2 separate regions of the Homo sapiens genome follow, and region 2 is linked to region 1. A link is a contact called in ENCODE Hi-C or POLR2A ChIA-PET data. All regions are on one chromosome and are shown on one strand. The core of a region is the stretch at or near the end of the contact, and the rest is flanking DNA. Distances in the headings are between cores, read along the strand shown.

Region 1 (5,984 bases), core at 782-3,281:
GCTTTCTGCTTGCAGAATGTCAGAGCACCTCGCTTTATAGATGGAGAAACTGAGGCCCAGAGAGGTGGAAGGACGTCACTAGGCCACACATCTGTTTGGGTAGAGCCAGGACTAACACCCCTCCAGGACTCCTTGTCAAGTTCTCTTCTTCTTGGTCTTTTCCTACTCAGTAGATGACCCAGGATAGACCGTAGGTCTTGTCCTCTCAGAACCTTCTACAAAATGGAACACTCAACTTCAGGCTGGGTCAGGTTTTGAAAGGTCCTTCCCATCCCTCCATTCCTTAAGGCATGCTAGCTAAGGGGACATTGACCCTACACTTGATTTTAGCAGGTAGTCCCTGTAATCTTACAACTTTAGTGACTTAAAAGTTCTTCTTGGTGTCTATCCTACAACTGAAATATGTTAATAGATAAACCTCTATCTTCCCACTGGAGACTCCTCCTCATGTGTGTTTTTCTCTGTGGATACAAAGAACAGAAGGTTGACTATATCTACAGTTAAATATTTTTCTTTTTCTTTTTTTTTTTTTTTTTTTGAGATGGAGTTTTGCTCTTGTTGCCCAGGCTGGAGTACAATGACGCGATCTCGGCTCACTGCAACCTCTGCCTCCCAGGTTCAAGCAATTCTCCTGCCTCAGCCTCCTGAGTAGCTGAGATTACAGGCACCCACCACCACACCCAGCTAAGTTTTGTGTTTTTTTTTTTGAGTAGAGACAGGGTTTCACAATGTTGGCCAGGTCTTGAACTCCTGACCTCAGGTGAACCCCTACCTCGGCCTCCCAAGGTGCTGGGATTACAGGAGTGAGCCACCGCACCCGGCCTATAGTTAAATATTATACTTAAGTACATAGAAAACACACTCCCATGCCCCCATCTGCCTAGGCTTTCTTGGGTCTACAGTGACACCATTGAATTCTTTTTCTTCAAGGAAGATGCAAGAGGAAGAGGGTCCTGGAGGTCAGATCCTACACTGCTCCCTGTTCCCTGCCTGTAATTGTTCCATCTCCTCCTGCCTGGCCAGTCAGCTCCTCCCTGGACAGGATCCCTGTGGTACTCCAGGGGCACTAGCCAACCCCACAGCCCTGGGACAGTTGGGGAGGTCCCCATCTCTCTGCTAGCAGCAGGCACACCCAGGCCTCAGGCATGGCACCTGCCCCTCACCACCTCGGCATGAGAGAAAAGAAAAGATTACTAAAAATAAGTTAGCTCCAAATTTCAGCAATAAAAATAAAACTAGAATCTTTGGAACCACTGGCCCATTTGACTGTTTTTTATGTGCTGTCTCAAAGGCTTACATGGCCCAAGACTAGTCCCAGAAGAGATTTCAGACTGGCACAGCCTCCAGATAGCCTCATTTAGAGATGCCGTCCGAACTCCACACTCGTGGGATTCACTGCCCGCTGCCTCCTCTGGCCCTTCCCAGTATTGTCCGTCCTATAAGATCAGAACTCGCATCTCCTTCAGGTCCAACAACATCAAGTACTTGGTTACAAAAGCCAGTATTGGCCGGGCGTGGTGGCTCATGCCTGTAATCCCAGCACTTTGGGAGGCCGAGACGGGCGGATCACGAGGTCAGGAGATCCAGACCATCCTGGCTAACCTGGTGAAACCCCATCTCTACTGAAAAATAGAAAAAATTAGCCAGGCGTGGTGGCAGGCTAACTACTTGGGAGGCTGAGGCAGGAGAATGGTGTGAACCCGGGAGGCGGAGCTTGCAGTAAGCCAAGATCGTGCCACTGCACTCCAGCCTGGGCGACAGAACGAGTCTCTGTCTCAAAAAAAAAAAGCCAGTATTGACCAAATACTGCTTGGGTTGAATTGCTGCATCTTCTCTCTTGCATCCTGTACAATCAGGATGGACTAACTTGAAACAACCCCTGCTTTTCAGTCATTGAATATAATCAGAGGTTTATTTCCCCCTTTACTTAAAAAAGTTAGATTGGCAGGTGGGGATCAGGATAACACATGGGAAGCTTGTGGGCCAGACCCGGAAATGGTGGGTGTTTCTTGCAACCACGGGCCATTGGCTGGAACTCAGTCACGTGGCCACACCTAACCACAGGGGAGGTTGGGAAGTGAAGTACAGCTGTGAGCCCTGGTAGAAAAGGAAGCAGGTTGTGGTGAGCATTTAGCTGTCTCTGCCACACATGCCTCCTGCCACCGTTTCTGCGCCAGGCACCTGGGAAGCTCTGCTCATAACTGCTTGGTAAAGGACATGACCTGTTTCTTTGACCTTGTACCTCTCTCTCATCTGTCACTGAGGATATTCTGTTCTTGGGATTGGGTCCTGTCTCCCCCATCTAAACTGGAAATCTCTTGAGGACGGGTGCTTTTCCTCACTCAGCACTTCTCTGGTTTCTCTGTAGCATCTGAAACCTTCAGTGTTGCATCAAGGTGGCCTCAACCACCTGCACCAGAACTACTCTTTGAGAATGGAGTTTCAGGGGCCCTACTCCAGAGCTACTGGCTCCTGAATCTTTGGAGATGGGACCCTGGATTCTGCTTTTCTAATACTTTTCCCAGGTGATTCTCATATATGCTGCAATCTAGGAACCACCTGTTTAGGAAATATTTGGTAATTGACTGCTTACCCCAATTGGAATGCAAGAAGAGAATGTGTCACAGATTCCTAAGAGGTTCCTAGGCTGGAAACTGAAGTCTAGAGAGGGAAGAGGATTTGCCCCCAGTCACACAGCTCAGTAGAGACAGATTCAAGGAGTCAGGCCCCCTGGGTCCTGCTCAGAGCTTTCTCTGCTAGTCTCATCACCACAAGCTGAACTCTTATTTCAAGGCCCTTTGAGATCTTGATGGCACATGATGTAAGGGAAGACACACAGCACTAACTGTAAATGAAGTCCTCCCTTCCCATCCAGCTCAAGCCACTAAGAGGTTATGGCCAAGTCATTTCAATCATCAGACTCAGGTACTTCATCCTGTCCTTCTCAACAAACACCCTTGTCATGTGAGTGTCCTTATCTTCCCTGCTGAGAGTCCCTTGCCTCTTTGCATGGGAACAGACCCTTTTTACTAGTTTCTCATGGGCCTGGTAGGGATTCTAGATATTGGCTGCCAAGTTCTCTAAACCATAAGGACTTCCCCTAGGGAGGGGTCAGAGAGACGACCTCCTCCAGGACCACCTGGAACTCACCCAAGACATCCTTGTTCACACGCCGCTTAGTCCAGGCCATCCCTCACTCTCTGTTCTGGTTCCTCCCCTCCTGCCCTCCTTCTGTCTTCACAGGTTTAGATAGTTTATCCAGAATCAGCTTTTCCCTATAAAGCAATTTCACTTACAGTTTGGGACACATAATATCCACCCACCCAAGCAGTTTAGGGAGAAAAGAAGAAAGATTTTATGCCAGTATCAAACCTTGAATCCCAGGTCTTATTGCACACTGTCAGATCAGGCTTTGGATCCAACTCCCAGCCTAGGAGCTTGAAGGGGTCCTAGCTTGGGGACCTCGATTCTCTTCTCTTCTGCTCTTCACTTACCAGGTACCCCACACCTGTGTATCTTCTGGCTTTGGGAGCTCCCTGGGTGGGGAACTGAGACCTGTCCTGCAGGTCCTTGGTTTCTTCTTCTTCATGGTTTAGTCTACCTCAAAGAGCATGGGGTGGGGATCCAGACCTAGCCTGGCATATTTTCCAGAGACAAGAGGATGAGATAAAGTGCCACGAATCAGGAGCACTTGATTTCAGGGCCAGGAGGAAGAAAAGAGCTGCACTGACAGACAGCTTCAGGCTTGAATTGCTGAGCCTGTGGCTTCTGTTCACAGAAGGCTTCTGTCCTGGGGGCTCATCTCCCCTCTTCTCCCACAGCATCCCAGCTTTAGCTAATCACTCTCCAGCCTACATCCCTCGCCCCACCTCTCTTCCTAGCTCTAGAATGGCATTTTCTACAGCTTCCTGGAGGTCTCAGATACCTTAAATTTAGTATGTCCAGAACCAACTCATAACTCATTTATTTCTCTGTCTCTGCCCCACCCTCCTAGTCCCCCACCTTCAATACCTCAGGGGTCTTCACCTCTTCTATTCACCCCATCTGTCCCCGCAGTGCTGCAGAGGTCAGGCCTCTCCTCTCTGTCCCCGCCTCACCCTGTGTTGGCTGCTCATAGCCTCTCACTGAGATGCCCCAGTAAGTCAGTTACCCTGCAGTTTCAATCCTGTGTTTTCCCCTCTGTGTATCCTGCCTACAACTGCCAAGGGCTTATTTTTCCCATATCCCAAAATTTTCCCAGGTTCCCTTTCCTTCCGGAGTGAAGCCCATACTTGGTTCTCCCTCTTTAGTACAGCGTCCAAACTCTGCAGCACCTGGCCTCAGTCAGAATGTTGTGTTTTTAACTTTCCTATAGCACTGAGCACCACAGGTGGGGGACATAAAGATGGATGAGATGGGGTTTCTGTACTTGAAGGCCTTAGGGCCCCCAGCCCACATTGTGTAACAGACCCTAGCTGCTCCCCTTCCCCATCCATGAAGTGTTTGGATGGAGGCCCTTCCATATCCTAGTGGAAGATGCTCTCAGCAACTGCCTTGCAGCCACATGGCCTTTATCATGACATGGCAGCAACTCCTGAGACAGGGAGGATGGAGGGCCTGACTCCTAGAATCAAAGGGTTTGAACAGGAATTGCCCACGAGGGGCTGGGAACAGGCTGCCAGCAGACACAGTGACAGAGCTGCACCACCACTGAGGAGGATGGAGGGGGATTTACCTCACCTCTGAAAAGCAGAGCCTCCTGGAGCTGGAGGAGATGGTTAGGGGTTATCACAGCCATTCCTCTGTCCCCATGCAGGACTGCACATAACCCATGACAGGCAGGGGAAGGAAGGTCTGTTCATTACCACCATCCTAAGTTAGTTTACCATCTTAGACTAAGTTAATTTACCATCCTAAGCAAGAAAAGCAGGGAGGGAGGCAGCAGAGTGTTCATGCCTGACAGATGTCGCTGGCGGAATTTCTGCTACCATCAAGCCAAAAAGTTGACACATTCTATGAGGTAACATGTGAAAGGGGGTGAGCCAAGGGCAAGGTTGCCAGCCCCCATGCTTGTCCAGCTCTAAAGCACATGCTCATCCCACCACACACACAGCTGAGGGAAGAGTCCAGCTTTGAAAGGCTCCAAATAAGCTCCAGTCACCCCTCTCAAGCTCTGATGTCCTGCCGTAGGAAGCTGTTTTTCTCATTCAGTCAATTTCCTGATGCTGAAATTCAGGCCGTTTTTTCCTGTTCTAGTCTTGGGAAATCTGGGTTACTGTACTTTGTTATCATGATCATCTCATCAGCCTCCAATTCGTGAACCCCTCATTATCCTCCTCATCTCCAGGCTCTCCCCCATGTGGTGAGTGGTGGTGAACTGTTCCCCCCACTTTGCTGTGGATGACATGCAGGAACTGGGTCTGCAGGGCCCTCGCTTTGCAGTGGGGAGCAAGAGGCAGGTCTTCTCACCCCAGAACTGAAGCTCCACCTATCCCCTCCGTTGGCTGGAGCACAGTGAAGAGGCACTTGGCACCTATAATGTCGATGCTCACAATTGGCTGGGAAGGCGTGGGTTCAGGAGGAGAATGTGGGAGCTGGTGATTCCAGAGTGTTAGAGGGCATTTCCAGTTGTAACTCAGATGTCCCCTTCTCTGTGCTCCCCAAACACCTCGCCGCTCTTTCTCTCCTATCTCTCCTTTCAATGGGCTATAATTTTCTGGACCAGGGACCATAGCTTGTTCATCACTGTGTCCCCTGGCACGTGGTAAGTGCTTAATGTGGGTTTGACAGAGGAGGAGTGGGTTTGGAGCTTCTTTCCCAGGGGACATGAGCAAGTACTTTAGGGCAAGGTTTGTGAAAGTTGATCTCAGGACTATTTTAAAGGGAAGCTTGCTAAGATTCTGGATGTGGAATAAATGGATTTTTCCAGTTATCAGGAAATGAAAAATCCCACTGAGTGAGCAGAAAATGCAAGGACAACTTTTCAAACCTACAGCAGCCCCCAC
Region 2 (5,997 bases), core at 821-3,320, 150 kb after region 1:
TCTTAAAAGGCTGCTTTTCCCCTCCTGGTCTTCCCACAGGGACAGGAGTTAGTCTGTTCCCAGAAGGAGCTAGGGGAGGTGTCCTTCATCTCCCATTCCTTCTTGCCCTCTCCCTGCCTTTCCCTGGCCACAGCCACAGAGACCCAGAGTCACTCAGATGGGGGAGGAGCAAAGCCAGTCCCTCTGATCATTGCCTCTTTGTTAGTGGAGAAAGGGCAGATGCTGCTCTGCAGTTATCCCGACCACCCTGCAGGACGTCTGGGTGGGCCGGGCTTTGGTTTGGGAATCGGGAGTATTAGCTGCAGCTGCCAACTGGGCTTGTACTTGCAGACTCCCAGGCTCCAGGCTCTCTGGAGGGGACCAGCAGCTCTGACCCCCGTGGGCTTGCTGTGGTCCCCAGGGAGCAAGCCCTTGCCAAGAACCTCTGAGCTCACCGAGGCGGGTATGGGGTAAGGATGGAGAAGGCCTGGGGAGCAGAAGTGTGCAGATGACTCCCTCCTTCCCCTCAGCTGGGTATGCATCACCGCTGCTGGGAAGACGTTCAGGCCACTTCTAGACAAATCGGTCATGATGGAAATTTTTTCTTGCCCGTGGGTGGGGCTTTACTTGTTCAGAAGTGGCTTCAGATGTGCTCTTTCTAGGTCCTGGCTTGAGTGCTGAGCATTTACCTGCAGCCCCTCGGGGCTAGAAGGCAGGGCAGTGTCTGAGCCCCTTCCCTACCCCTTGGGGCTAGAAGGCAGGGCAGTGTCTGAGCCCCTTCCCTACCCCTCATTCATTCTCTCCCCTCACCTGTCATTCCATCCGTCAGCCCCGAACAGCTTGGCAGCCTTGCGGCTCCAGCTGGAGCTTAGTAGGCATGTAGTTGGAGGAGGGAACGGCACTGCAGCCGCGCTCTTCTCTCTCCCACAGGTCTTCTTCTTGTTGGGCCTCCACTTCCTGTCAGGGCCCTGCTTGCAGCTGTGGCACATCTGGACCTAGACGGGGTATCCTGTTGTCCTGCATGATGAGGATCCCAGATTTCCCCTAGGTGATGACCACAGTCATTCCAGGGTGGGAGCAGGACTTCCCCCACCCCCAGGCACTCCAGAGACTTCCTCCAGGCCCCCACTAAGTAGTCTGTTCCCAACTCCATCTCTCCCCCATGGAGAATGGTGGGAAGGAAGTTCTGCCAGAGGTTGTTTTTGGTTTGTGAGGTAATAGACTTTGGTTTGAGAAACATACATCTCTCCCTCTTCTTTAAGATGTGAAGCCAGAAGCACCAGACTCTGGTTTCCTTGGAAACCAGAGCAGCAAAGGTAGAGAAAAAAGGGGCTGGTTGTAGGCACTGAAATTGGGGAGGATTCTCTGGATCCCAGCACTTTTCTGGGGAATCCACATGGTCTGCCCTGGGCCCTGGGTTGTAGCCCTCACTGTGTTAATGGACTGTGTAACCTTGGTAAAATGCCTGCAACTCTCTGCACCTTAGTTTCCGCCAAGATGCCTAAGGTGGGGAACATGTTGGCTCCACTCAGATTCTGTGCCCCAGAGACCTGCTGGGTGTGTGTGGGGGTTTGGGGGTAGGGCATGGGGCTCCTGCTCACTGATTTAGCATTTGCTGTGGCTAAACTACAAAGTGGACAGTCCACATGGAGACAGTTGAGAGCTACTTGCACCCAGGTCCTTTCTTTGAGAATACAGTGATGTAACAGGAGACTTCTTGCATTTTGCCTATGTGAAACCAGCTGGATTTTGCTGAAGCTGTAATTGTGTCTCTACATTCTTTGATTCCTGTCTAAAAAAAATGGTTTCCACAAATGCTGTGAAGAATAGACTGACAGAGCTGGAAAGCGTTAAGTAGGGATCCTTTAAACAGATCCCTACATTGTACATTGATCCCTTCAACCACAGCCAGAGAGGGGCAGGGACTTACTTGCTCTGATCACACAGTCAGAACAAGAACTAACAACAGTAAAGGTCTGGGTAGCAGCCTCACATATGCTAAGATTCCCTGTTGGCTAAGTTTGTCTGTTCCCAGGTCACCCTGGCCTTTTGCAATTCTGCCCTCCGCAGGCCCCTGTGTTGGCTGAAACCAGCCCTCTTCTTCCCCTTGCGCTTTCCTCCTGTGACCTCCCAGCCACCTCTTGTTTCCCCTGTGGTGTTCCCCACCTGTTGTTACTTCCTATTCCTCCTCACAACTTTTTATTATGAAACATTTCAGATGTGCAGCAAACTGGAAAGAATTGTACAGTGAACATGATTATACCAAACCACCTAGATTCAACCATTAGCCTTTTACTATGTTTACTTTATCATGTCTCTACGTGTTTCAATCTCTCTATCCATTGACCAGTCCATCTTATTTTGGGGATGCATTTTGTAGTAAATTGCAGACATCAATGTACTTTACCCCTAAACATCTCAGCATACATAGGCATTAATTTGAGTTCAATATTTGTTCATGCATTTTTTTGATGATAATATTTATATTAACAGTGAAAAATGCACAACTCTTAAGGTATCACCTGATAAGCTTTGATAAATGCCTCTATCTGTGCAACCCAAACCTCTGTCAACTATAGAACAAAAAGTTTTATTACCTAATTAATTCCCTCGTGTTGTTTCCCAATCATCCCAACACATACCCCCTCGCAAGTGATCACAGTTCTGATGTTTTCTCACTGTAGATTAGTTTTGCTTTTTCTGGAACCTCATATAAATGGGATAATCAGTATGAACTCTCCCTTTTGTGTGAATTTCATCTGCATGGTGACATGTATCAGTAGTTTGTTATGCTGAGCAGTATTCCATTGTATAGATATGATAAAATTTGCTTCTCCATTCCCCTGTTGATGGACATTTGGGCTGTGTCCAGTTTTGGGCTATGATGAATAAAGCTCCTGTTAACATTCTTGCACAAATCTTGTTGTGGATGTAATGTTTTCATTTCTCCTGGGTAAACAACGAGGAGTGTGATTGCAGAGTTACAGGAGGCTGTTACTTATTGTTCCTATCTGACTCTCTGCCCTGCCCTCTCATTGTACTGTGCACCCAATTATTTTAGGACTGTTATCACATCCAGTCCCTCAGTTGCTCCTTCAGGGTTTCTCTTCTTCCGGCAATTCACCCTAGTTTATTGAACTGTTGCTCTTATGTTATGCTCCTCAGATCTTTTATATCCTGGTTGTCCTCCTCTGGAAGTATAATACTCTTTTACAGATGTGTTGCCCAGAACTGAGTTCTCGCTGCTCGATGTGATCTACATGTGGATTCTAGGTATGGGAGAAATATAGAGTGTGGGTGCATTTGGATCCCTGTCTTGAGCTAGGTACTTGATCTGTGAGCTGAAGGAAATATTAACTTTTTGGCAGCCACGTCATGGCATCAGATCAGATGAGTTAATGTTTGTAAAAATACCACAAATCTAAGGTCATATTAAGATATCCATTCAGCTTGAAGTCAGTCCGAGCCTCTGATACTAATGGCATTTATTATGAACTTTCTACTTGCCATTGTGTCATTTAGTTTTTGCCTACCACTTGGTGAGAAAGGTACTATTCAAATTAGCTTAATAAAAACTCCTTGATTTAAAACTAGGGTACTTAGCTTTGGCACTGTTGACCTTTTGGACCAGATAAGCCTTTGTTTGTTGTGGGGGATTGTCCTGTGCTTTGTAGGAGTTAGCAGCATCCCTGGCCTCTACCCACTTGATGCCAGTTGCAACCATCTATCTACCCATGCCCCCAAGTTATGACAACAGAAAATGCCTTCAGACATTGCCAAACGTCCCCTGGGGGGCAAATTAACACCAGGTTGAGAACTATTCCCAAGGTGTAGAGCTTAGTCACCGAGAAAAAATTTAAACAATATAGCTCTTCCTGAAAGGTAATCACTGCCAGCTCTTTAGCATATATACTTACAGATTATGCTCTTTCTATGGACAGTCCTCATTTTTCATGGTTCTAATCTGTGTGAATTTCAGTTACTATGGTTTGGTTAAATAACATCAGTCCTCGAAGAATTTGGCTCAAATTTGAGTTGCCAGGATATATGTATTACAAGTAACTGCATGCAGTACAAACTTTGCTGTTAGCTCTTCAGTCCACAGATCACTATGTACATAACAGATGCTCTTCATGGTCACTGACTAATCATGTTTCTTCTTGAAGAGTCTTTTGGTGATTGGTCACTGCCTATCTGTTCACTTCACACGCAGACAGGAAAGTGTGTAGTTGTGTTGCCTCCCTGTCTCCTAGTGAGAAACTCGTGACATTTTACAAAAATGGACAATTGATGAGGGAATTGGCCAAGAAAGATGAAATTTCAAATGAAATGTGGTAATGCTGGTAGTGAATTTCAAGCCAAACGTAATGGAATTATATAGACTAGATAGCTGACTGTGGGAATGTCAACACTGTCACTGTTCAAGACTACATATACAGCCTGGGAAACTCAGTGAAGGTGGCATGTCAGCATAAATGAGGAAAGTGGTTTGATGAAAAGGATGAAGAGGTCCCAGAGGAGGTGACACTGCAGAAGGAAACTTCACATTAAAGGCACCTTGAAGATATTTCACAACATCGAAAGTGCAAAGGATAAAACGTTAGAAGCAGATCCAAACTTAGAAAGGAGTATGACAATTTGCAAAGGCATATGAAAGATACTCATTCCATATTGGATGTTAAACAACAAGAAGGCAAGTGCTGTTCAAATTACTCTGGATAAGGTTTTTACAAAGCAATAAAACACTCATTCTCAGTGACTCTAATGTTTTAGAGTATACACAATAAATAGTTTTACTGTTTTCTCATTTCCTTATTTATAATTTGACAGCAAGAGAGTTTTTAATGTTTTGACCGAAATTTTTAAATGTCGTGGAAAAATCATAATTTTCCTCATTGGTGATTAGGGTTGCTTTGCATGGTCATTTTTATGGTTCCGCATTACTGTGCAAAGCAAGAGCTGCCTGTATTTACAAAAAGTGTGGGTGAATACACATGCACACATGCACACACCATGCTTTTTCTCTTTTTAAAACATTTTACAAAATGGGATCAGACTATATGTATCAAATTACAACTTGCTTTTTTCATGGAAGTTTTTTTTGTTTGTTTGTTTGTTTGTTTTTGAGACACCATCTCTCTGTCGCCCAGGCTGGAGCGCAGTGGCGCTATCTCAGCCCACTGCAACCTCCACCTCTCGGAGTTCAAGTGATTCTCATGCCTCAGCCTCCCAAGTAGCTGGTACCACAGGTGCGTACCACCACACCCAGCTAATTTTTGTGTTTTTAATAGAGATGGGGTTTCGCCATGTTGGCTAGGCTGGTCTCGAACTCCTGACCTCAAGTGACCCACCCACCTCGGCCTCCCAGAGTGCTGGGATTACAGGTGTGAGCCACTGTGCCCAGCCAGAAGAATGTATTTTTGAAGAACTTTTGATTTCAGTATGTCTTAATCTACCTCATTCTTTTTTTTTTTTTTTTTTTTTATGTTTTTGAGACAGGTCTCACTCTGTCCCCCATGCTGGAGTTCAGTGGTGTGATCTCTGCTCAGTGAAACCCCTGCCTCCCAGGCTCAAGTGATCCTCATGTCTCAGCTTCCCAAGTAGCTAGGACTACTGGCCTGTGCCACCACACCCAGCTAGTTTTTTCTGTATTTTATTCGTAGAGACAGGGTTTTGCCATGTTGCCCAGGTTGGTCTCAAACTCCTGGGCTCAAGTGATCCATCTGCCTCGGCCTCTCAAAGTGCTGGGATTACAGGTGTGCGTCACTGTGCCTGGCCCCGTTGTCTATTAACAGCTGTTTAGTTTATTTCCTTCTGTCCCCTAATTTGAAATAATGCTAAAGTGAATATTTTTGATGGATACTATCATAAACTCCATTTAATCGATGAGTTCAATGGAGATTTAGAATGTGAAGTAACTGGCTAAGGTCAGGCAGCTACTAAGCTTTAGAGCTGGTGTTTGAACTTGGGGCAGTGTAATTTCAGAGCCCTTGCAATCACAATGCTTTACACCTTCTC

Evidence for each region. Hi-C counts contacts between places; a loop is a spot of excess contacts on that map. ChIA-PET counts read pairs that join two places held with the same protein, here RNA polymerase II (POLR2A). Pooled maps may share reads with other maps.
Region 2: a loop to region 1 is called in a pooled map, with 2.1 times the contacts of the local background. The contact joins two enhancer-like sites. A Hi-C loop is called at or near these places in 1 of 37 single-sample maps with no recorded cell type and 3 of 50 pooled maps. POLR2A ChIA-PET finds 5 or more read pairs at or near these places in 6 of 52 experiments (AG04450, BJ, GM12878 and 3 more).

What each region holds. Positions count from the first base shown.
Region 1 is chr1:206,561,145-206,567,128 of GRCh38, forward strand. All of the region lies in intron 2 of RASSF5 (Ras association domain family member 5), which reads left to right. It overlaps LOC124904494 (a long non-coding RNA gene), which reads left to right. Exons shown (of 2, transcript XR_007066831.1): 2 at 1-1,250. Among named protein-coding and RNA genes, the nearest start is that of EIF2D, 48 kb to the right of the region's middle. Within about 2 kb of position 2,032, at least 9 of the 41 ENCODE cell types and tissues checked have a DNase peak (open chromatin) inside an H3K27ac peak, as active enhancers do.
Region 2 is chr1:206,706,166-206,712,162 of GRCh38, forward strand. The region is part of intron 1 of MAPKAPK2 (MAPK activated protein kinase 2); the gene reads left to right. Among named protein-coding and RNA genes, the nearest start is that of MAPKAPK2, 24 kb to the left of the region's middle. RefSeq lists a silencer at 3,959-4,253. Within about 2 kb of position 2,071, at least 6 of the 41 ENCODE cell types and tissues checked have a DNase peak (open chromatin) inside an H3K27ac peak, as active enhancers do.